2 separate regions of the Homo sapiens genome follow, and region 1 is linked to region 2. The links are chromatin loops, found by intact Hi-C in ENCODE. Cell type or tissue: chondrocyte. All regions are shown on one strand. Links, peaks and the distances in the headings refer to the core of each region. The heading gives the core; the rest is flanking DNA.

What was found. A loop is a pair of places that touch in the nucleus more often than their neighbours do. Peaks named below come from ENCODE experiments on the same cell type or tissue, not always from the same donor. Only the 100,000 strongest peaks of a DNase experiment are listed, where the experiment ranks them.
Region 1: it touches region 2 in a loop (3-fold over the local background); 2 of 110 quality-filtered maps call a loop at or near these places.

The regions. Positions count from the first base shown.
Region 1 is chr12:106,078,114-106,090,732 of GRCh38, forward strand. It overlaps NUAK1 (NUAK family kinase 1), which reads right to left. Exons shown (of 7, transcript NM_014840.3): 3 at 8,621-8,772; 4 at 5,751-5,816. Among named protein-coding and RNA genes, the nearest start is that of NUAK1, 55 kb to the right of the region's middle. RefSeq lists an enhancer at 2,778-3,278. In chondrocyte, for the core only: a CTCF peak has its summit at 2,664; no DNase peak of the experiment used is centred there.
Region 2 is chr12:105,742,904-105,755,522 of GRCh38, forward strand. It overlaps LOC107984435 (a long non-coding RNA gene), which reads right to left. Exons shown (of 4, transcript XR_001749305.2): 2 at 12,281-12,392; 3 at 1-2. CASC18 (cancer susceptibility 18) reads left to right here. Exons shown (of 5, transcript NR_110109.1): 5 at 1-1,160. Among named protein-coding and RNA genes, the nearest start is that of CASC18, 45 kb to the left of the region's middle. RefSeq lists an enhancer at 1,644-2,187. In chondrocyte, for the core only: no CTCF peak of the experiment used is centred there; a DNase peak (open chromatin) is centred at 6,108.

The DNA.
Region 1 (12,619 bases), core at 2,372-10,371, 340 kb after region 2:
CCAGTGTTTTTCAAGGTTAAGGCAGGGGGACTGCTTGAGGCCAGGAGTTTAAGGCTGCTGTGAGCTATGATGGTGCCACTGCACTCCAGTCTATGCGACAGAGCAAGACCCTGTCTCTAAAAATAAAAGTAACAGTAGCAGCATTGCTATATGCCAGGCACGGTTCTGTGAGTGCTACATATATTGATGTAGTAAATTCTCACAACAACCCTATCTGGAAGATTGCAGATAGTGGAATTCTAAAATTATCCTTATTTTGCAGATAAGAAAACTGAGGCACAGGGTGGTAAACTGGCTTGCCTGAGACATCGGTGAACAGCTGCCTTAGCTGTAAAGTTCTACATAAAGGGGAGTTATTGCTGTCAGGTGGCTGACGAGGAAATGCACTTTCTGTGTAACTCTTCGGGAAGACAGCAATTCCATCCAGGAAGGTACACTCCATAACTCCTTTCCGGCCTTGGAGTTGATCGCTGTGGCTTCACTCAAGACAGCCTCACTCCTGAGTTGCCAGGAAGTGAAGGCAGGGAGTGGAACAAGGAGCAGAAGTGAGTGGGGTCGGCTTCTGTCTTCAGAGGATCTAAGCTCATGCTGCCTCTCTTAAAAGAAAAGAAATTCCCACCAGGAACAATGTGAGGAGGCTCTTAAAAGAGGGCGCGTCCAAGCAGCAGCTCCCATGGATGTTAATTAGCAGCCAGTGCCAGCTCACAGCACACAGCCCTGGCATCCCCGCATGGCTACTCTGGCCACCATGACTCAGCCTGGCCATCAGCCACCATTAGCACTTGGAGAGTCTCTCGCAGTGATAGCTGTCTGCAAGCCTGCCTGCAGACAAGGTAAGGCTGACCAAAGCATGGACCAAACAGTGCCCTCATTTGATGTGCTCTTAGATGTATGGCAAATTTGGATAGTAAGAGTAGAGAGTAGAATTCATCAGGTGTCTGGTCTTTAGAGTCAAATAGCCATAGGTTTGTAGCCAGTCCCATCACTTATTAGCTGCAAGAGCTTCCTCTTCTGTAAAATGATGTAATCACACCCACCCCGGTGGAGACATTCTGAGGACCAAATGAAATAAGGTGTGGAAGGTCTGACATGGGGCTCTAGCTTCTAGCAGGGGCTCAGTAAGCATTACTTTCCTTTTCTAGTCTCCATGCTGTGTTCCTGTGCTTGCTGTTTCTTCCTCTTGAAAAGCCATCATCATGCTCCTTACTATCAAACTCCTACCCATCCCTCAAAACCCAATTCAATCCCTCTTCCTCCATGAAAGCTTTCTGGTCCATCCAGCCAGACAGACCCACTGCTTCCTGCTCAGCACTTCCAGAATACATTACACAGGGCCATTTGGCCCTGCCAAGGGAGAAGGATCAGGGAAGGCTTCCTGGAAGAAGAGGCAGTCAAGCAGAGACCCCAAAGAAGGAGCAGGCAAAAAGGAATGAGCAGAGCATTCCAGACAGTGTGAACCATGTGTGCCAAGGTCAAGAAGCCAGAGAGAGCTTGGTGGATGACAGGAATTCAAGTCCTATACCAGGGGCCTTCCCTGACCACTCTAGGTAAAAGAGCAACTCTATTCTTCATTCTCATCCTGCATGGATTTTCTTCACTGCCAGCCAATTACATTATGTGTTTATTTGTTTACTGCTGTGTCTCCAACTGGAATTTTAAGCTCACTAGAGCAGGTACCTTCTCTTCTTCACTGACTTCTGTATCCTCCTCACGGCTCATTATCACTGCTAGTTTAACAACTGCGAGATCCTGAGTTCCAAGACAGAAATTTGGCCATCTAGTTCACTATTAAATCCCCAGCACAGGGTCAAGTACACAGTAGGACCTTAATGAATATTTCTGATCAAATAAATATTGCCCAGAAAAGACGTTCAATTCCTCAGTGAATAAATGCAGGAATGGATGAGTGAATGCAGGTATGCGTGGATATATACACACAACACATGAATTGATTAATTCATGCATGAACACAGAGCTCTCCCATTCATATCATCAAAGCCCAGAGGCTGACTCTCAGCTGCCCCACTTGGTCTTATTAAGCTTCAGAGGTTTCTATCTCATCTTGGCCCTGGCCATTCAAAGCTTCTTTTCTTATCCACAGCAGCCGCGCTTCCATTGTCTTAAGGGGCAGCAGGCCATTTCCCCTATGCCCCTCTACTCTGAGCCCTGGGAGCTCACCAGATTCCCAGCCCTCTTGGAGGAGGTCGGCTGACCCTGGTGCCTGGACCTCTTCTCATTGTAAGACATTTTTACAGGAGCCTTCTATGGGAATTGTCAGCATTCCATTCTCCCAGAGAGTGGGCTGTGAATTTGGCCCGTTTTTTATTAATTGCAAATTAGTGCTGTGCTTGGTGTCTATTTTAGTAGACATGCTTCCAGAGTACGGAATGCAGCCCAAAGCAGCACATTGCTCTCATTCTTTCTGCTGACCGACTGTGTGAATATTTTTAGAAACCACACCCTCTCGCAGTGCCAGATAAATAATTTCCAATGCCAGATGTGTGCTCTGCAAATCAACATCAGGCAGGGAAGGGGAGAGGAATGAGCTACATGGCTCTCCCCACCACTGCAGCGACATGTGACAAGTTTAAACCAGTAGCATTTATATAGGCTTCCTAGGCCAAAGTCCTCCACCCTTGAAACGTGGAAAATGGATCCACATTTAGAGAAGCACCAGAGGGGGCTCCAAGAGAGGATCTTGCTGCTCATGTCCCGCTGGTTCGTGGCTCGTGTGTCTGTGGTCCCCCAGGTCCAGACACGGATGGCAGGGGCTCTCTTGAGCACAGAGGCCGGCTTGTGGCCATGTATCTGCCTGCCTTTGCCAGCATGGGTCCTTTCTAAATATGTTTCAGCAAAATGCTGAGTCAGGAAGAGTTGAGAATATACCACCAGAAGACAAATCAAGACCAGCTGAATCACATTTTTTTAAAACCTTGGAAGTGGATGGGAGATGATGAAAAGATAATTTGCCTGGAAGTCAAACACATGAGTTCTAATCCTGGCTCATCATTCCTTTATTCCAAAATCAAACCATTTTGAAGTACCTACTGTGTGCCAAGCACTAGTCTACACTCTGGGGAAGCAAAGACACAATAATTTAGTCCAGACTGATTCACTGTGTGATCGTGGGCATTATCCTCTAGACTTTCTGGGTCTAATCATTAAAACAAGGGGTTGGAAAAATGACTCCCAAAGTTCTTTAAAGATGTAGGATTCTCAGACCTAAGTAGGATTCCTTGAACAAAGAGGAAAGGAATTTAAAAGTGTTGATAATGGGAAGATCTGGTTTCTCTTTGGGACGTATGTGTGCATGCACACCCGTGCTTTACCTTGGGAAATGCCAGGATTAGAAATTCTTAAGGAAAGGTATATGCCTAAGCCTTAATTGATAATACTGCTTTGTGTGTGTGCTCTTTCCCTCCATCATGCACAGGCACCCTAGGTTGAAGAACTTGGTGCAGGGGAACTGTCAGGCCCAACATCATTGCCCTTTTGCTTACACAAATGAAGCCATTCTCCTGGGCTCCTGCCTCACTGTTTCCCTGCACAATTGCTTTCAGAATTCTAATCATTCTTTTCCTCCATTAGGGAATTACATGATTTCATAGAAAGCTATGTGTCTTATCACTTCTGGGAATACATCATGGGACCAAGAGGTCACACTGCACCATAGAACCCAACCCCTAGGCAAGAGGCTTACATTCCAGGCCTTGTAAAGATGACATTTAGTTTTGAGAGCTCTGGGGGCAGGTGGCAGGAAGGATCTGGAGAGGAAGTCAATAAGGTTGATGACACAAACCCTTAGAAAAATGTGGTGGCCCTCAAACCAAGACCAATTTTTCAGCCATGGCCTGACCACCACTCCCCAGGACCTAGGTAGGCACCTTCAGAGCAGCTGACTTCCGGTTCAATTCCCTCTCCAGTGGCCAGCCACTTAAGAAGGCTCCCAGTATAGTAACAGTTAAGCATGAATTGCTTTGATTGTAGTATTGTCTAAAATCTTCACGTTTATTATTGACTCTCCAGGACTGGGCACAGGGCATTGCACACAGTAACAGTTCAGAAAATACTCCTTGAAACAAAAATGAACAAATAAACAATAATCTGCAGAGACAGGAACTGGCAACTCTTGACAGATGAGGAAACTAAAGCCTAAATCATCAAGAAACTTACCCCAAATCCTGCCATTACTAAGGGGCAGGGTTGAAATATCTAACTCCAAAGCCACTGCTTTTAACTTTGACTCATTTGGACACGAGTGCTTAGCAGTTTACAAAACTAAACACAGAGTGTCTCATTCACTGCTCTAAGCAGGCCTGTGAGTAGTACTGTTACCCCGTTTTACAGCTGAGGAAACAGGGTTAAGTGGTTTTCCCAGTGTCAAGAAGCTAGTAAGCCATACAGCCCGGAATTTCCTAACTCTACAACCAGTGCTCCTTCTAGAATAATCCAACCACTTTGCCAGAAATAGACCCTGCGATTCCACTTCCTATTCCCATGGAGAACTACTTTGACCAACTATTTCCTGCTTATTCTATAGACTACATGTGACTACGGTCAAACACTCTGCAAGAGCAAGAGGTCACTGGGTCATGGCTTCCAGGGGCCTCTCAAAGGATGATGGTGACTAATGGTTGCTGCCATGATCTGTACAGAGAATCCCAACACCAAAGCAACTCCATCCTTCCAAGCAAGGAAACAAGTCTCATCACACGCTCCTCCACTGATAGCAGCAACAACAAAAAAATCATTCCCATGCTTTGCCCAGGGACCAGGGATAAGCCACTAACGTCACCAGCGGCCAATTGGAGGGCTCCTGCTGGTGCCGGGAGTACTAAGGCCGTTTCATAATGAAACCCATGCAGCGAGCTCCGTTTATTTTGAAACCGTATTTGCTTATTTTGTAGACGTGGTCAAAAGGACATTCAGAGGGCTCCCTGGGAGGCACTTGAACCCTGTGGGCCAGGAGAACTTTCTCCAGCTCCAGCAGCAGCCAGCAATAATACTCTCCGTGCAAGTAAACTCCAGCACTTGCTATTTCCCAACAGCAAGCACCATCCCCATTTTAGTCAGCTTCCCAGGTCTATGGCTGGTTTCAGGGGTGGGAAGGTGGAGAGGGAGAAGTAGGAGACAGGGTGGAGAGTGACAAAGAAATAGCCAGGCAAAGAGTTCCAGCTCTAAAATAATTTAGGATCCTGCTAGCAAATCAAGCAAAGCGACTTGAATTTGGGCTCGTGAAATCAGACAGACATGGGTTCAAATCCCAACTCTACTCTTTACCACTGGATTACCTTGGGCAAATTACTTAGTTTTTCTGTGCCTCAGTTTCCCTATCTGTGAAATTATGTAAATAACAGTACCTACCTTGTAGAGTTGTTGTAAAGATTGAATTTAAGTGATAGCAGGCAAAAATATAAAATACATATGAAATATGTATTGGTTGCTAAAAGTATTGTTATGGTGATGATTTTAGACTATGAGCTTCCTGAGGAGAGACACTGTATCTCAGTCATCTCATCTTACCCAGGGAGGAAGAACAATGCCCGGCATATAGTAGGAGATCAATAACTGCTTGTCGCATTTAATTGTTTGAACTGGACTTGGAGCTCAAGCAAAGAGACTCTTCCCCACCAGCCTGCCAGGTAGGAAGTGGCTGCCTTATTTCCAGGCTGCGGCTTGGAGCAGGTTAAGCCTCCATCCGGCTGCAAGACCCAGGCCCTGCATATCAATCGACGACGCAAGGGCTTTACCTTAATATTGCAGTTGTCATCGAGCAGTATATTTTCCAGCTTCAAGTCCCGGTGGACCACACCGTTCTGAAATGAGAAGACAAAGAGGGAATTGAATGGGAGCGGCTGGGATGAGAACAAGAGAGAAAGAGGAAGGAGGAGGGTGAGCAAAGGGAAATGTCTGACAGATTAAAGAAATGCACCAGCCCGGTGGTCTTCACCTCCATCCTTCAGGCTGCTCTCACTGTCTTGACGCTCCCCCGCCAGCGACCAACCAGCGACAGGAGAGCATTAGTCACTTGCTGTGTGGTTAAGGGAAAAATGACTGGAATCTGTTCTCCCCCAGAGCCTGTAAAACAGCAGGGGGATTCTTTGTCGGAATGTAATTCCACTGTGTGAAAGCAATATAATCCCAGGCAGCAGCAAACAATGTCTGTCTGGACGGGATTCCCAGGGAAGAAGCAGATTTCTCTACTGGGGACTCAAGATTGTGGGGCTCACAGGCACTCCTCATCTGTCTGTCTGTGTGCCTGCCTGCCTACTCAACGCTGGAAAGACATCTGGCTCAATCTATTCCGACCTGTTTTGATCTGTCCTGAGGATAACATTTCCTAAGCAACCTGGAGAGAAGACTCAGAAAGTCCCTCTCTGCTCAGCAGGACTCAGGGCTGGGTGAAAGATGAAGCATGAGAGCAGACCAATGAGACTGGGACCACTGGCCTGACCAAAGCAGGTGGCTGCCATCCTGCCTGACCTTTCCATTCAGGCAAACTCTGGCAAGGCTGGAGGCTGAACTTCAATGACCAGCAGCCAGCCAGCTGAAACGTGAAAAGCAGTCATCAGCCAATAGGCTGTCGGTCTACACAGCAGTAAACACTAGCCTTCTTCATTCTTTTTTAAGACCCGATTATCTTTTTAGGGGGTGGGTGGGCATGGGAAGAGCAGTGGGCCCGAAAGAACTGGCTATTTTGGGGTGAGTGGACAAGTAACAGGGGACATTGAATGATTCTGAACATCATTCAGCATAAAGGACATCTGCAATCGAAGCTGCTCTTTTGAGCAAACCAACAGGCATGTTTATGGGTGGTTCTTTCTTGTTTATTTTCCTTTTCATTTGACCATTCTTAATATCTCCAAAAGCACTGCTCAGAGGGAGAAATGAAAACATGTATTTCTACTAATCTTTTTCTAATTCAAGCCTGCAATGAGGTCTTCTGAATTCAGAAATGCACAAAACCGAGTCTGTTAGAAGAAAGATGTGGACTACAAGACACCTGATTCCATTAATTTTAAACATCAGGAGCAGTTTGGTTTACATTGCTGCATTCCTGGTTTTTGTAATAAGATGGAATGAGTCTAATAAAGCCTCATTCATACAGAATCCAAGTGTTCACACACTTCCAATATCAAAAATATCACCTCTGTGGTGATTTACAATGATACCTCATGATGAAATACAAAATATTATACGATTCAAATCATGAGCACATTTTGAGTCAACAAAGAGAGGTCAAATAATGTTCACATGAGTTAAGGGTTTTAGATTTGAGTAACTGTTCTCTAATTACTTACAGAGCCACTCTCAATTAAACATAATATTTAACAAACCAGGAGGCCCCATGTTGAGATCATTTATATGAAGAAGTTGACTCTGTTTTGGATGCCCTGTTGGACTCAAGTCACGTTATCCTCAAAGTAAATGACTGTTTAGGGTGTGACAGATCTGGAGAAAGTCTGAATGAGATGAAATTCATGGCCAAAGTGATGAATAACAATAATGGCTGAGACATGGCTTGTAGTTATCTGTGTACTTTATGCCTTTTCCAGAAACCAAGAGTGGCTCTACTGTGGCTATATTATTATTGTTATTATTATTATTTTGGAGATGGGGTCTCACTTTGTCATCCAGGCTGGAGAGCAGTGGCACCATCATAGCTCACTACAGCCCCAAACTGCTGTGCTCAAGGGATCCTCCTGTCTCAGCCTCCCAAACAGCTGGGACTACAGGTGCGCAACCTCATGCCTGGCTACTTTTTAAAAAAAATTTTAAAGATGGATCTTGCTATGTTGCCCTGGCTGGTCTTGAACTCCTGGGCTCAAGCAATCCTCCCCCCTCAGCCTCCCAACTAGCTTGGATTATAGGCATGAGCCTGTCTGCGGCCATCTTCTGAGCACATCCGTGCATGTAGGTAACCTATGCAAGAAAAGGCACCAAGAGCATAGAAAGGTTTCAAGAACATTTCTCCTAGTAATTCTACTTCTGGAATCTCTCTTAAGTAAATTATTCACATGAGAGGAAAATATTCATATATAAAGATACTGATCACTATTTGTCATAATCAGAAATTAGAAACAGTCTCAATGTCCAACAATCAAGAATTACAAAGAATTTTTAATAATATAGGAAAATATTTAGATTAAAGTATTAAGTAAAAAAGCATGACACAAACGATGTAAAAATGAATCCACCGTGGTACCCTAGATTGGATGCTGGAACAGAAAAAGGTCATTGGTGTCTCCATTTTGACAAATGTACCACAGAAATGTAAGATGTTAATATTAGGGTAAACTAAGAAAGGCATAGATAGGAACTCTCTGTACTACCTTTGAAACTTTCCTGTAAATCTAAAATTATTCAAAATTAAAAGTTTACATAAAAAAATAAATGTGAGAAGGAGGAGGAAGAAGACTGAAAGGAAACAAGCAAAAATGTCAAAAATAGATTATCCCTGGATTCCAGAATCACGGGTGATGGTAATTTTCTTCTTTCTAGTTCATAAATTCTCCATACATGCTCCCATGAACAGATATCACTTTTATAATAGGAAAAAAATCATGCAGTGCCATAAAAACCATCTACGGCCAAAGCTGCGGGCCAGGCGCAGCCATACCTTGTGACAATAGTGCACAGCAGAGACGATCTGCCGGAAGAAGTGCCGGGTCTCCCTCTCACTGAGGCGTCGCCGCTCACTGATGTAATCGTACAGCTCCCCTTTGCTGGCATATTCCATGATGATCACAATCTTATCTTTGTTCTCAAACACTGCAGAGGGAAAACAGCAATACACAAACACCCCGTTTAGCCAACAAGCTCACTTATGCTACAGAGAATGCGAGAGAGGACAACGGAGATGTCGCCAGGCAGAGGATCGACTGATGGGTCAGAACACAAATCAGCCAATTCAGCATCACGAGGCGTGGGGCGTGCTGTCCCGCCAGGTGGAAAATGGTGTGTGTCACCACCACTGTTCCTGGACACGCCTTTGTCATGCTAAGGGAAATGTGGTTCCCTTTTCTGAGGACCCCACTTTCCTTGTCAAGATCATTTCTCATACCCTCTCCCAGAACGGCTTTCCTGTAGACAGGATGATGGGTAACAACAAACACAACCAATAATTTATTAACCACTGGATACGGACCAGGTAGCCGGCCCTGACAGAGCTACTCTGACCCCAAAATGGGTGCTCAATCTTGTCATCTCTTTATAACTTCCCATCTCAGGCAAATAAAACCCAAAGCTTTTAATGTGGCCCACCAAGTCGTGCACGATCCCATGGGCCCCTCTCAGCCCTACTACACACCCATTCCATGTATTTATTTATTCTGTCTCCCCCAGTCAAATGTAAAAGGGGGTTGTCCTGTTTCACTCACTGGTGTATCCTCAGCACCCAGAACAGTATTTGGCACAGAGTAACATAGTAGGAGCTCAGCTAATATTTATTAAATGAGTAAACTCAAACTACATAAAGGCATTTCTGAACATTAATAATAAATAACAATATAGCACTTACTGTGCACCAAGTTTGTGTGTAAGGTTTTAAGTACCTCACATGTACTGACTCATTTAAACCCTATGACAAATAATCAGGGAAATATCTGTAATTTTACCATTTGAAAGATGAAGGCACTGAGGCCTAGGGAGGTTAAGAAACTGGCACGGCCTGCAATCAGGCAGTTTGGCGTCAAAGATCAAGTGCAGAACTACCAGATGAGATGGCCTCCCAAAGAGCTGGCTGGAATCAGCAGGGCTCCAGTCCCCAGCATGGATGGGGAACTAATGCCGCAGGTTGCAGGGCCGCTGCTACTATGATCTCAAGCCGGTTCCCGGCCACCAGGTCCAGCCCCTTCTCACTCAACCTCCACACCACCAAGGAAACAGTCTTCCCAAATGCTTGTAAATGCTTCTTTCTACCCAATGCTGATGCTCTCTAGCCGTTATGTTCAAAGTCAGGGTTCCAGGCAGATGGCCAGGGACCCATGCAAGGAGGCAGGGAGAAGGGAGGCCACAAATGACAGGCTGTCCAAAGCCACTCCATTGCCACCTGTTTCATACTTTGGACTTTCACATAAGATGTCCTTTGAGCAAGGATAAAATAAGCAATATTTGTTTTGAAATCCATCATCACTCTTAAGGGATATAGTACAAAAACCTTTGTAGGCTACCCAAGACCCTCCCTGAAGGTCCCCTGCCTACCTCCCTCCATCTCATCCACTTTTCTAACATTTCCATCAGGCCCCCTATGCCCAGCACCCTAATTCATTAGCCAAGACTGTGCTCATATGTGGTTTCCACAGCGCCCCTCCCACTGCACTAGTCAATACTTGCCTCATAGCACGTGCAAACTGTGCAGGTTTATTTCTTGGTTTACATACCCAGGTCCTCTGCCTAGACGGACAGAGCTAAAAACTATAGTGTTGGAATGAGATACTCCTAGGGCTGTGTGATTCTAGGGATGTTGCTTGCCCTCTCTGGGCCTCAGTTTAGTCAACTACAAAACGTGAATAATATTAGCAAGTACTTAGAACTGCTGGGAGGACTTATTGATACCAGTTTGTTCAATGTTTACAAGGCCTTCCCCTTACAGCATACACTCAATTATGTTAGCTATTATTGTTGCTATCAATATTAATTCATCCCCAGAGCCTAGCACCAAGGCAGACACACATTCAATGAAGAACTGAGTTGACCTGGAACCTACCCTAGGCCTGGGTCCCCTGTCCTCCCATACCTTGTTGCTGGCTGCTAGAAGCTCAGACCCCTCCAGTTCCTTTTTGGCTCCTTCAAGTCCAGCCAAACCTCCCTGATAAAATGAAGGGGGAAGGAGGAGGGTAGGGAGGAGGAGGAGGAGAGAACATCCAGATAAAATTGGCTGCTCCAGCGTCTGCTGGCCTCGGTGTACCCTGCAGCTTTGGCTCCTGCCAGGGATTTCAGCCTGTTGTGCACTTTTCATTAACAATAAACCTTGGAAACTGGAAACACCCCGACTGCCTCGGGATGCATGGCCCAGGCCCCAAAAATGAAAGAGTGATAGGCCCTGGAGAGGGCAGCGGGTTTTCTAATTTTAAAAAGGAGGGATGTAGGAAGAAGGAAAGTACTTTGACAGGTAAATAAACAAGAAGACTCACACCCCAAAGAGTCTGGCACGTCTTTAAGGGAGCCAAAGCCTCTGGCCCTTCAGCGACTGTCGGGAGGTGTGAGCCACTTGCCTCACACAGACAGAAGGGCTGTTTCAGTGGCTGGATTCTTCCCTCTCCAACTGGCTGATTTGGTATCAAGGAGACACAAACACAATTCGGTTCAATACAGTCCAATACACCAAATATTTTACTAAGCAGCTTCCATCAATCAGTCCTACTGATCCTGTCTCTACAATATATCCCGAGTCTGGCCAGGTACGGTGGCTCACGCCTGTAATCCCAGCCCTTTGGGAGGCTGAAGCAGGTGGATCACTTGAGGCCAGAAGTCACCAGACTGGCCAACATGGTGAAACCCCATCTCCACCAAAAATATAAAAAATTAGCCGGGTGTGGTGGCAGGTGCCTGTAACCCCAGTTACTGGGGAGGCTGAGGCAGGACAATAGCTTGAACCCAGGAGGTGGAGGTTGCAGTGAGCCGAGATCACACCACTGCACCCCAGCCTGGGCAACTGAGTGAGACTTCATCTCAAAAATAAAATAAAATATATCGCAGATCTGTCCACCTGTCTCACCTCCAAGGACATCCCTTACCCCCATCCTTTCTGGTTGCCAGACCTCACACTTGCCTCCCTGCTGACTGCATTTGGAGGGGTCAAGAAATAGTTCCAAATGCATATTCCATGGAGTACTCATTCTGCAAGCTATCTTGAAGAAGAAAAAATTCCACAGTCAAACCCAAGCCAAACATTAATACTTGATGGTCCTCAGAGAGCCTGGTTTCCTTAACTCAGAGTTCTGCCAGTTGATTGGGCCATTTCAATCCTCCTATTGGCATCCAGAAGAACTCATATGGAGCCAGTTTGGGAAACACTGGATGAATGAGATGATACCCGAGGGATAAAACTGGCCCCTCATTCTCTCAGGCAGGGCCAGTGAGCAATCTGGTCAGAGAACTGTCCGAGCAGCCAGGCCTGGCTCTGGGACACCATCCCCCAGTCCCCCATAGGAAGAAGCCCAAGTCTCACGGTCAAGGCCCTGTCACCTTAAATTAATTGAGAGCAAAGAAGATTTCTAGATTTCAAGCCTCAGTGTTTCATCAAGGAGGCCAGAGCTGTTACAGATGAAGCTTCTTGAAGCCTTTCTTAATAACAGCAAAATTTGCTGTAGGCTTACCATGTGCAGGCACCATGCTAATAATCATTCTGCATGAATTACATCATAAGGATTCGGTACTATGAGGATCCCCATTTTACAGATGAGAACACCTGGGGCGACAAGGTGAATAATAATTCCCATAACTACAAAGAGTACGAGGCATAGCCAGCACTGGGCCCAGCAGTCTGACTGCTACCCCCAAGCTCTCAGCCATTCCATTACTACTCATATATATCAACCCCTCTGACCCTCCGCCTCCTCATCAGTCCAATGAGACTAGTAATTTCCTCACAGGTCTATCGCCCTCAGCACGGTGC
Region 2 (12,619 bases), core at 2,145-10,144:
GCCTGCAATCAAATAACCCAAAAGGATGAACAGGTGAAATCATAAACATACTTTTAAGTGCCTGGAATATGCCTGCTTCTGTCCATCTTTCAACCCACTTGCATCAGAAGCCCCCTTGGAGGATGAGAGCCTGTCCTGTGAACCATGGTGGTTCAGAGTGGAACACAGCAGAGTGTGGAACACCAGGAATTTAGAGCAATCAGTGAAATATGATGTAGGCCTCTATGTCAGAAAAATTACTAATAAGCAGTTGATTATTAGTAATCAATAATAGCCTTCCCATTTTATATCGAGCACAGCAGTCAGCATGTTAAAAACAAGGACTGCTGGACACCAGCTGCGATGAAATGCTTTATCAGAGGACGGCCCTTGATGTCTATGTCCATTTGCAAGTGCGGCATTAATTACAAGGCTGGTTTAAGTATAATCAGTAAGTTTATATGCTGGATGCTCAAGATGATTTCTGGCTAAACATGGAATTTCTATTTCTATTTTCCTTATGTTAAAAGCCGGAACAGCAAAATGTATTCCTAATGTCACTATTATGACATTTACATCCCGAAAAGTTGCAGTAACTGATCAATACAATAGTGGAATGCCTGGAAACCTGTTCCTTTTTTGCTAAAAAAAGGAGGGCACTTTTTATGTCTTTGATGTGAAGTTCATGTTCTTTGACAGTGATTGATGGAATATGCTACAGAAAAGGCTGATTACATTTTACTAGAGAAGTAAAAAAGAAATGCAGGAGAATCCCACAGCTCTGGGATTGAATGGAAAGCAAAGGAGGAGCTCCTCTAGGGGGCTATGGGATGCCTCTGTGTAGCTATTGAATCTCTGGGGCCATGGATGAGAATTTGCTTGGTCAGTAGGTCAGCATTCAAGAGTATGGGCTGGATGCAGAGTAAACGACCTGCTGAGAGTAATGGCCACTGCTTTACTTCTGTCTTCAAAATCCTGAACAAGCTCCTCTTTTGGCCAACTCTAACCTGGAACCATGCAGATTAGGAAGAGAAAGAGAAGTGGATTGTGAGAAAGATTTTAGCTTGGTCAAGTTGATAACGGGATGATTCAGAAGAATGCAACCCTTATCAACTAGGTATATCTCTTTTTTCCTACATTTATTGTCCAAATAAAGCAAAATCATGCTTTCACCTGCCTGACATGATGCAACTGTCTTTCATACAAATGAAAACAGATTAGCGCTCTCCGAGATAGTAGACACTGTGTCATTTTATGCATTGCTGGATTATGTTTACCTGCACTACTAGCTGAATTACACTCCCCTTTAATATCCTGTAACTTAAATACCAACATATAAGGCTTACCACTTTTATTACATTTTGTATTACATAGTAAATTAATAGGAGAGGGGGCAAAGAAAGAAAAATTATATATGATATATGAATATATAATTAATAATTATATATTAAATATAATTACAAATATATAATAATTATATATTATATAATAAAATATATAATATAATATATAATATATAATAAAAATGTATATAATACATAATATATATAATATAATATATAACATATAAATATATATACAATACCAAAAAGGAAGCATGTATGTGCTACTTTGAATTCCAAAGCCTAGTACTCAGAAAAACACGCACACACACAGGCAGGCACACATATGCACACATGGGCACACACACAGAGGAGTCCTCTCCACACAATCTCAAAACATCCTGCCAAGCCAATAAAAAACAGTCTTAGCCACTCCAGGAAAAAACAGCCTGAAAACCTTCATGCTTCCTATTTTTATTTTGGAAGAGGAAAGAGAAGAGGTGATAGAGAAAGGGAGAAAAAAGAAGGGGATTGGCAAGGGAACAGCTTGGAGGCTGACGGCTGAACTTCCGGCCTTCTTTTCTTAGATCTTTCAGTACTCCAGGCTCACTACTGATATTTGTCTCCTGTGAGCTGAAACCTCTGGGTACTTGAAAGTCCATCACATCCATTCATGTGCTAAGGCTTCCTTCTTTCCCCCTTCTCGCCCTCTTTTTGCCCTCCCTTCCTAACAAAAGGATTTTCTCTTAACTTGAGTGTGCTGTTCACCCACCTTGGAAGGATCACCATTTCCTGGGCAGGAAATATATAATAATTATATATTATATATTTACTTTATTATATAATATATAATAATTATTCATTATATATTTATATATCATTATACATTTATATATTATATATAATTATATATATAAAACCACATACATATACTCTACCCTCAGTATGTGGTAGTAACTCAGTTTCCCCTTGAGAGGGTCAACTGCCCCCGAGGTGCTACAGTAACCCCTTTCTTCGCTTATCAATCTCCTAGCATGCAGACCTCAAAGTAGTCAGGTGGCAGTGTTAGTTTACAGTTAAAACAGCTGTTGTTTGTCCCTGTGGACAACCCCCTGTGAAAAGCACACAAAACCTGCTCCTGTTTTCTCAAAGCTACAGATGTCTTCTTGGGCTCTCCTTTGGAGCAACTTTCCAATTTCCTCTGAAACATGACCTTGGAATTCAAGGCATATTAAGTCTTTCACACACAAGTTCCATTTGGAAACAAAGAACGTGTAAGAAGAGGGAGGTGGAGGAGGAGAACATTCCTTTTCAAGGAAGGTGAGTTCTTCCAGAGGGGATTATATCACAGTCGTTCCTTGTCCTTGGCCCTAGCACCATCACCATTGTTGTTTGTGGATCTAAAGCTCTATTTTCTGGTGTGATGTGTCATGAAAAAACTAACATGAGAAACCTACATGGAAGAGCAATGAGATCATGTGATTCTTGGGACCTGGTGCTATATTAATTCAGAAATGTGAAATAATTCTGGAAACAAAACCAGGAAAACTATCCTCCAATCTTGCACAGGGCTTCTTTTAAAAATAATAATAATAATTTTATGAAGTTAAAAATAACAAAAATTATAGGTTGACAAAATATTGAACACTTAGTTCAAGACAGAAATTGGTAGAGTAGGGAGAAAGATTTGCATTGGCTGAGTTTTAACTTATAAATCAAGAAAAATCAACAGAGAATTTAATCCAAACATGCACTGCACATAGTTTCTACTGGACTTGTGTTACCGAGGTTAGTGTCGTGGTTGAGTTCGCTAGGAAGGAAGCACGAAAAATTGATGGCATCTGTCCTCTTAGGTCTTTTTTGCTTTCCTGATAGCTACTTCAGAGGCCTTGGCATTTTGTGATAAACTCTTCAGAGGACTGGTGAAAATGTAATCATGGGGGTTGAACAATTGGAAACCAGAAGTCTGTCTGTGTTTCTGGGACTCTTGTGAAGCATTTTCCCCTTGCCGCCAACAAGATCAGAGAATCTGGAGGTTCTATAGTAGTGTTGTCCTAAATAATGGAAAGCCACTAAGATGATAAGAAAGATTCAGAGTCATACCAAACCAGTGAAACTCAGGGTATCCTAGCCTCCTGTCACCACTACCATCTCATTCATTTGTTCAACAAAAACTTAGTAAAACACTGTGGCAGATGCTGTTGGTTATTGTCCATCTCCTTTGGGCCTTGCCACTTGTGTGGACTCCAGCCAACTTCTTCTGCCAGTATCTGTATCTCTTTGTTTGAGGGATTCTCCAAAGCCATTCTGCCACACCCACTTCTAGATGAAGAGGTGAGGAATTGGTGCCACCTGGAGCAGTCCCCCACCAATGATTGGCAAGAGTTTCCTTATAAATACCTCAGCTCCCTTACTCCTAATGCTGAGGTGCATTTCTCTACCATATCCCAGTGTCCCCATGGGACTGAGCTTCTGTGGCCCATGACATTAGCTGCTCTGATGGCACATCCTTTACCATCTGCTTTCCTTCCCTGTGTAGCTCCCCATCCCCTCCCAGTGTTTTCTACACCTCCCGAGTCCACTCTTTCTACTTGCATCCTCACTCAGAGTCTACTCCTGGGGAACCCAAACACCTACTGTGTGCCAGGGATTCACTGATTGAGGATACAGCAGATGATGAGATTTCAGACACCAGTGACAGGCTGGTGGGAAGATGTTTGATGGAAGTTTGAGAATTTATTCTAACAACTTACTTCATAGAATTTGTATGAGGCTTAAACTTATAAAACTCTTAAAAGAGTGTTTGGCATATAGCAGCAACTAAGAAATTATTAGTTATTATATTCATTATTCTGATGAGCTAAGGCATTGGGTGTTTACTAGTTCTCTTGTTAAAATAGAAACTTCTACGCAAAGGTAGTACATTAAGCTCTTAGTGGCCATTAAAGCTTTAAGAGGAGTAGATTTATCAAGAAGCTTTCATCACTGTGCTAGACTTTGAAGGAATGAGTCAAAAGGCAAAGTAAGCTTTAAAGGTGGTGGGGGAAGGAGCAAGAGCTGACTGACGTGAGCCCTGGGATCAGTTCCTGGGATCTCCTGGTAGGCAAGAACCATCCTGGGGCTCCAGGTTGCCTGAGTGCCAAGGCACAGTCTAGAGCAGGCAAATCCAGGCTTCTCTGAGTCCAAAGCCCTCAACAGAAAAGTGGCAGTGCTGAGATTTGAACATAGGTCGCACTCATTCATTTATTCATTTAGCGTTTTCATAGATTTGTTCAATATTTTTTTTTGAGTTGGAGTTTCAAAGGTTATCAGAGGATTCCCAGTGGAAGAGCAAGTATTTATAAACCAATAGTGTGCAATAAAATATCCTAAGTGCTTTGGGAGACCATATGTGTGGGTCAGAAACAAGAGAATGGCTCCTTCTGCCCTGGGAGGAAGGGGAGGAGGGTCAGGAAGAGGGAACTCTTGATCTGAATTGTGACAGGTGGCTGACCCTCCAGCCTACTTCACTCCATTGCATCCCCAGTGCTGGGGCATGGGCAAGTCACTTCATTTCTCTGAACCTCAGTCAGGTTCTTCACTTGTGACATGGGGATCCTCACCCCAAACTCACAGGGCAGCTCTGAGCATTGCAGAAGAGGAGGTGTGGGAAAGTACTGAGCAGCACCTCTGCAAATGCCATTTTCCATGCAAGATGCAGCTAAGAAAACTACTTCTCAATATGAGGATCACCCAGGCCTGAGGGAGCCCTGGCACAGGCTGCATGAGGACATGAGCAGGAGGGCACAGACAAGGAGGAGTCAAGCTCTGGACTCAGATGGCTTCAATCCAAATCTTGGCTTTATTCCTTATTGATTATGTGACCTTGGGCAAGTTCCTGAACTCTTTGAGCTTCAGTAACTTCATCCATGCAGCGTGAGTGATAATATTAATAGTTCTCACCTCTTGGTATTGTTATAAGAATGAAATGAGATAATTTAAGTGCCTGGTGCACAGTAAGCACTCGGTAGATGTCATTATTATTTAGAAGGAACTCCTGGTAGAGGGAAAAATTATGTGACAAGGTTCCTATCCTCTACATGTGGATGACTATCATTCAACAATCTAGGATTGGGTCCAAATGTTCGACACTTTAGATTTAGCGGGCTTTGTGTTTTGACTCACTGGCTGCAGATATTGGCAATGCCTGACTCAGGTACCCTAGACTTTCTTCTCCATAGGCTGAAGGCTCTGTACTGGACACACCTGTGACTCCCTGCCTAAGAGGATGCAAACTTGGTCTGCACACCCGGCAGGCTGAATGTGCCCTTAGACACCATGACAGAAGAAAGCTGATGGATGAGCACCCCAACTTCCTTGCCTTCTTGCTGGGGTGTGATTCTGAGGCATTTCTACAATGACCTTGCTAGTCACCCTGCAAGATTCAGTTCCAGTTTCCCATAGTGGTAACTAGCTGAACAACACACTCCTTATTACCTTCTTTCCCTTCTCTATCTTGGGCTCCCATTCCTCCACTAGTATACTCTAGGATCACCTCCTAAGTAAATTAACTGCACTGAAATCCTTCATTATGGGTCTGTTTCTGGGAGAACCCAAACCAAGACACTCACTGGCATGTGCCTCTAAACAAGTTCAACACGGGCCAAATGAAGTGCAAGGTCATATAGCTACCTGCATATAATCACAACTGTCTAGACAGCCAGTTCAGGCCCAAGCAGATTTTTGCTTGCTTGAGTTATTTGGGTTGGCTTGGCCAGGCAGTCCTGGACTCCCTCCAAAATTCTTCCAGCCCCCGCTTTCCTTTCGTCTCAGAGACTTAACCTCCGAAGCTGGCAGGCCTCAGATGGGAACAACACAGGATTCTGCGAAGGGTGAAATGTGGGCTGCTCCTGTGAGCAAGCACAGGATAGAAATGCAGCTTTTCTCTTGTTCTCAAAATGAAACACCAAGGCCCTCCCATCTGCTCTGAGTCCAGAGATGAGGCTCAAACAGTTCTCCGGAATCAAAGCCACTATCAAAGGTGAGATATCAACACAGAGTTGGAGATATGTATGGGAATGGGAGCAAGTCGTCACCACTTGGAAACACTAATAGCAGGTCCACCCTGGGGTCATTCACATCTGGCTCCCACGTTACTCTCATGACTATACAGCAGAGGTGATGTGATTCATGCATTTATTATGATGCCCAGGCCCTCGTGAAAAGTCTGCCAGCTGAGCAGATGGAAAGCACCAAATTCATCTCAAATTCAGAGGTGGGAAGGAGATTTAATCATAGCAGCCCTCCTCTTCTCAATAGATCCCCTTTGAGAAGGAGCAGGGAGGAGCCAGGATCTCAACATTGCAGAACTAGAAATGAGAGGGCATGGATTTCAAGAGAAGACAGAAGCCATTGAGGTAGTAAAGAAAAGTGAGCATTTATTGAGGGCCTCACATGTGCTGAGCCTTGCGCTAAGTAAGCACATCATACACATGATTGTAGTTAGTCTCTCTCCCTTTCTCTCTTTCTCTCTCTGACTCGCTCTCTCTCTCTTTCTCTCTCTCCTTCTGTCTTTCTCTTTTGCATATATTATCCAGGTTTAGAGATGGGAAAATTGAGATTTAGAAAGGATAATTTTTTTGCCCAAGATCACTTGTGCAAAAAGAGGGTAAAAGAAATGAGGTTTGACCTAGGTGTAACTTACCCTAAGTTTGTGTTCTTATCCATGGCACTTAGAAAGCCTGACTCATTAGAAAACCATGAATTGTGACCCTTCTGGTCCTCATTACCAGGTCTGGCAATAGACATTTGGGGGTAAATGTACCCCCTGTTAAGTACTAGCATGGAAGATACAAAGATAAATAAAAATGGGCCCTCCTTCCTTATTATCACTTTGATTTTTTTTCTTTCTGTGCCTTTTATCACCACATTCAATTATCCAACAAGCTTCTTTCACAAAGTCATCCAGACTTTGACCTTCCTTTTGACTTCCCGAGTCACCAGGTGATGGGTCCTCATCACGTCTCCTCTGGGAGTGTCATGGCCTCAGCCACCTGGTGACCTTTCTGCCTTCAGTTTATTGGGATAACCTTTTGAACCATAACCTCTGCAATGTCACCTGATAGGCAGAAGCTGACATCTATTCCCTCTGCTATCATTGGGACACACAGGGAGAGAGGACAGGATTGGGAAATGAGTGGCTCAGAATCTGGCCTTGCTCTGCCATTAACTGCTGGGTGACTTTGACCAAGTCACTTCTCTTTTGGGGCCTCAGGTTTTCATCTGTAAAATGGAAGAATGGGATTTAGGGGTTTGAATTTCCTGGGAGTGTTTTATGGGCCTCTTTACAGGGTTTATTCATTCATTATTCATTAAGCCCCCAATATGTGCCAAGGATTGTTCTTAGCAACAGGGATTGAGCAGTGAATAAAAACAGAAAAAGCACCTGCTTTTGCTAAGCTTACTTACTTTCTAATCAGGGAGACCAGCCAGGGTGGTGGCTCACACCTGGAATCCCAGCACTTGGGGAGGCTGAGGCAGATGGATCACTTAAGGCCAGGAATCTGAGACCAGCCTGGTCTGGCTGGTACAAAAATAGAAAAATTAGCCAGGTATAGTGGTGCATGCCCATGGTCCCAGCTACTTGGAAGGCTCAGATGGAAGGATCACCTGAGTCCAGGAGGTCAAGGCTGCAGTGAGTCGTGATCATGCCACTGCCCTCCAGCCTGGGTAACATAGTAAGATTCTGTCTCAAAAATAGACAGAATGATAGATAGATAGATAGATAGATAGATAGATAGATAGATAGATAAAGGAGACCAACAGTAACACATAATCTATTTCAGGTAATTGTCAGTGCTGAGAAGAATAACAAACTGGATAAGGACACAGGGAGACAGGGTGCTATGCTAACTAGCTGGCCAGGGAAGGACTTATGGTGGTGTGACAAAGCCAGGCCTGAAGGCGGTGAGGGGCAGAGTCATGCAGGTGGGTAGGGTGGAATTCTCCAGGTAGAAGGAACAGCCTATGCGAAGGCCATCATGGGTGTGAGCATGGCATATGTAAGTAACAAGAAAGGGGCCAGGCGTGGTGGCTCATGCCTGTAATCCCAGCGCTTTGGGAGGCCGAGGCAGGTGGATCACCTGAAGTCAGGAGTTCAAGACCAGCCTGACCAACATGGAGAAACCCTGTCTCAACTAAAAATACAAAATTAGCCGGGCATGGTGGTGCATGCCTGTAATCCCAGCTACTCATGAAGGCTGAGGCAGGAGAATCGCTTGAACGCCGGAGGCAGAGGTTGCAGTGAGCCAAGATTGTGCCATTGCACTCCAGCCTGGGCAACAAGAGCAAAACTCTGTCTCAGAAAAAAAAAAAAAGTAACAAGAAAGGGACCAGTGAGGGAAGTGGAGTCACTTACAGCATGGCAGGGAATACTGTTAGAGACTTGATGAGGCACATGGTCATAGAGAGCTTGGAAACCCTGTAGGACTATTGGAACTCACCAGAGGGTTCGAAGGAAAGGAATGACAAGACCCAACTTAACATTTAAAAATGTAGCAATCGAGTGTAGATTATCAAGAGGGAATTAGGGAGATCAGTTAGAAAACTTTTGCAAAATCCAGATCAGAGAGGGTGGTGACCTGACCAGCATAAGAACTGTGGAAGAGAAATGCTCAAATGTGGAGTCACACTGGCAGGATTTGCTGATAAATGGAATGTGGAGAGAAAAGGGAGGCAAGGCTTATGGCCTGCAAAGCTAGAAAAATTAATTGCCATTTACAGAGATGCGAAATTCTGGGAGGAGGAGCAGGTTTGGGGGGCGGTAAGGAGTTTGGTTTTGAACACTTTAAGTTCAATAGCTAGTAGACATGTGATGTAATAGTAGACATGTGTAGCTAGTAGACATTTGCTTTATAAGTCTAGCATGCTGAGAAGCTGTCTGAACTGGAGAAAGAAATTAGTGGCTCATCAGCATTAGGGATGGTGTTTAAGTGGTGACACTGACTGAGCTTAAGTAGGGAATAAGTATGCATAGCAGACTGGGCTATGGATCACAACAGCATTTAATGACAGGGAAGAAGGGAGAACCCAGTAAAAGAGGCTGAGGAGGAACAACCTGCAAGATAGAAAGAAGATTGAGAAAGGGGCATCCTAAACTAAGGGGACAAGCCTTCAAAGAAGAGGATGTGATGAGCCGTAGCCAATGCTGCTAACAGGGCAAGACGGAGGAGGACTGAGAAGTGACCACTGGATTTGGTATCATGAGGGCCATTGATTGCCTTTTAAGTGTGATTTCAGTGAACTGGAAAGTTGTGAAGAAGGCTAAGTGTGCAGAGCTCTGACCCCTTCCTTGGTCCCCTCCAGCCAGTGGCAAAATCTTGGCTCACTGCAACCTCCGCTTCCTGGGTTAGAGCGATTCTCCTGCCTCAGCCTCCTGAGTAGCTGGGACTACAGGTGCACGGCACCACACCTGGCTATTTTGTGTGTGTGTGTGTGTGTGTGTGTATTTTAGTAGAGACGGGGTTTCACCGTGTTGCCCAGGCTGGTCTCGAACTCCTGAGCTCAGGCAATCTGCCTGCCTCAGCCTCCCAAAGTGCTAGGATTACAGGTGTGAGACACCATGCCTGGCCAAGTTTTATCAAAAGAAAATAGATCCTCAATAATCTGGACACCAAGAGAAGAATGGAGACTTTTCTACCTCAATGTGAGTTGTAGAGGAGAGAGGAAGTTTCAGTCCTCCAGACCTTCAGACCACCTGGTCCACCATCCTTAGGAGACTAGATGAGAGGCAGCTGGGCTAGGGTAGGCTGAAGGAAGAGGTCAGGGTGGGATCTTGAAGGATGCTGTATTAGTCTGCTCTCACACTGCTAATAAAGACATACATAAGACTAGGTAATTTATAAAGAAAAAGGTTTAATGGACTTACAATTCCGCATGACTAAGAAGGCCTCACAATCATGGCAGAAGGCAAAGGAGGAGCAAAGGCACATCTTACGTAGCGGCAGGCCAGAGAGCGTGTGTAGGGGGAACGGCCCTTTATAAAACCATCAGATCTCGTGAGACTTATTCGCTATCACAAGAACAGCATGGGAAAAAGCCGCCCCCAAGATTCAATGACCTCCACCTGGGTCCCTCCCATGACACGTGGGGATTATAGGAGCTACAATCAAGATAAGATTTGTGGGGGGACACAGCCAAACCATATCTGATGCCTTTGGGGTGTTAAATAAGAGGAAACCTTGCTGGTAAGATAGGGTACACAGAAAAGCACACAGAGGGAACCGGAGCTCAGAATCCAGAGGCTGGCAGGCACCAGGGAGCTTTGTGGGAGCCAAGCTATAGCCTGCAACTCATCTGTTTCAATTGCATTAGCAACACATACCACCATCACCTGGGAGGAACCACATAGCTGCTCTGTCTGATGAGCTTTTGCCACCACCTATCTTACCAATTTTGTTGGATTTTCCAGCTGAAAAGATTCCTGCTCATGCTCTTAAAATTTTGCAGCTCTGATCCTCACTACCCAATTGGACACACTGCTTTTTAATGACTCAGGACACTTGTAAATCCCCTGAAACAGCATGGGTGAGAAGGTGGTGCTCTTGATACCCAATGGGACCAGGAGATATAGATGAGAAATTCTCCAGCAGTAGCACCTGGATTGAGTTGGACAATGATGAGAGTCACCTCAGATACAAGAGATTTTATTTGAGAAAATATTTTTGATCTTAAAAGTGTTTAGGAAGATTCTGGTTTCAGCTTCAACATGTAAAGAGCTTAGAAGTTGTCACTCCCATCCTCACAATGAGAAAAAAGATGAAAAAACTGAAAAGCAATTATTTTTCTTAGACCCATCAGAGATCTGAGATTACAGAGGAAACCACCACCCTGAAATCTGGAGAGTTCTTAGGAAGCCCAAAGACAATAGAAAACCCAAAACAAGGACAAGAGAGACGAATTTGAAGCCTGTGGCACCCACAGATACAGCAAACATTAAACGCAGTCCAACATGTAGCCAGGTTAACATACATCCTCACATTAGAGGCCTATTTACCTTTGTTCCTATTACCAGATACAACATATTCAGCTTTCTACAAAAAATTGCAAGGCATTCTAAAAGTCAAGGGGAAACAGTCTGAAGAGTCAATCTGAGCAGCAAAACCAGACTCAGCCATAACACAGATTTTGGAACTATCAGCCACATGATCAAGGCCAACGTCAACAGTGATGTTGAGACAGAGAGTTCCCTGGACCCCTTCGTGGGACTTGTGACAGGGGTGGGGCTTTCTTACTCGGCCACTGTGCTCAAACTCCTTGCAGGAGCGGGAGCAAGTAGGTGGTGGGTGCCGGGGCCGGGGCAAGTAACTTTTGGCCTCTGGCCCCATGGTAGCACCTAGGGGTGTGTTACAATTAATGCTCTTTTAGCAGTTGCTGTCCACAGATAGCTAAGTATTAACCAGCTCAGTGGAGAGTCGGGGTGACAGCCTTTTACACTCTGCCCTTTTGGTACCAGTTCCTTGTCCGGTGTCCAGGAAGAATCAGGTCACAAAGACTTGAAGGATGGTGAATGTGGAGGTTTTTTTGAGTGATGGAGGTGGCTCTCAGCTGAATGGGGCACTGGAAAAGGGATGGAGTGGGAAGTCAATCTTCCCCTGGAGTTAGGCCATCCCTGGCCGAACTCCTTTCTGACCATTTAGCTGTCTCTTCAATGTTCAGGCACTTATTTTCTCTCCTCTACTGTGCTGCTCTGCTCCTCTGCCAGTGGAGTTTAGGTTTTTTATGGGTACAGGATGGGGGCGTGGTGGGCCAGGGTGGTTTTGGAAAAAGCAACATTTGGGCAGGAGAATATGGGTGTGAAGTTCTCATTTAGGACGGCAGGCTGAGGCTCGTGGGTGGGGCCTTTGCTGAGGAACCGTTCTCTCCTATCCGGTATTTCCCTGCTTCCTGTCCGTATCAATAGTAGGTACCCTTGATATGATGTGATGAAAATGATACTTTACCTCTGTGGTCTTCATCCCAAGAACAGATCGCTCCAGTCTAATCTGAGGAAAACATCATCTATAACCATACTAAGGGATGTCCTCCACAATATCTGCCCGGTACTCTTCAAAACTGTCAAAGTCACCAAAAACAAGAAAAGTCTAAGAATCTCTATCAAGAGGAACCTAAGGAGATGTGACTATTAAATTAATGTGACATCCTAGATGGAATTCTGGAACAGAAAAAATACATTAGGTAAAAACTAAGGCAATCTGAATAACAATCTGAATAAACTAAGTTAATAATAGTTTATGAACCGTGATTGATTAATTGTAACAAATGCACCATAATAATGTAAG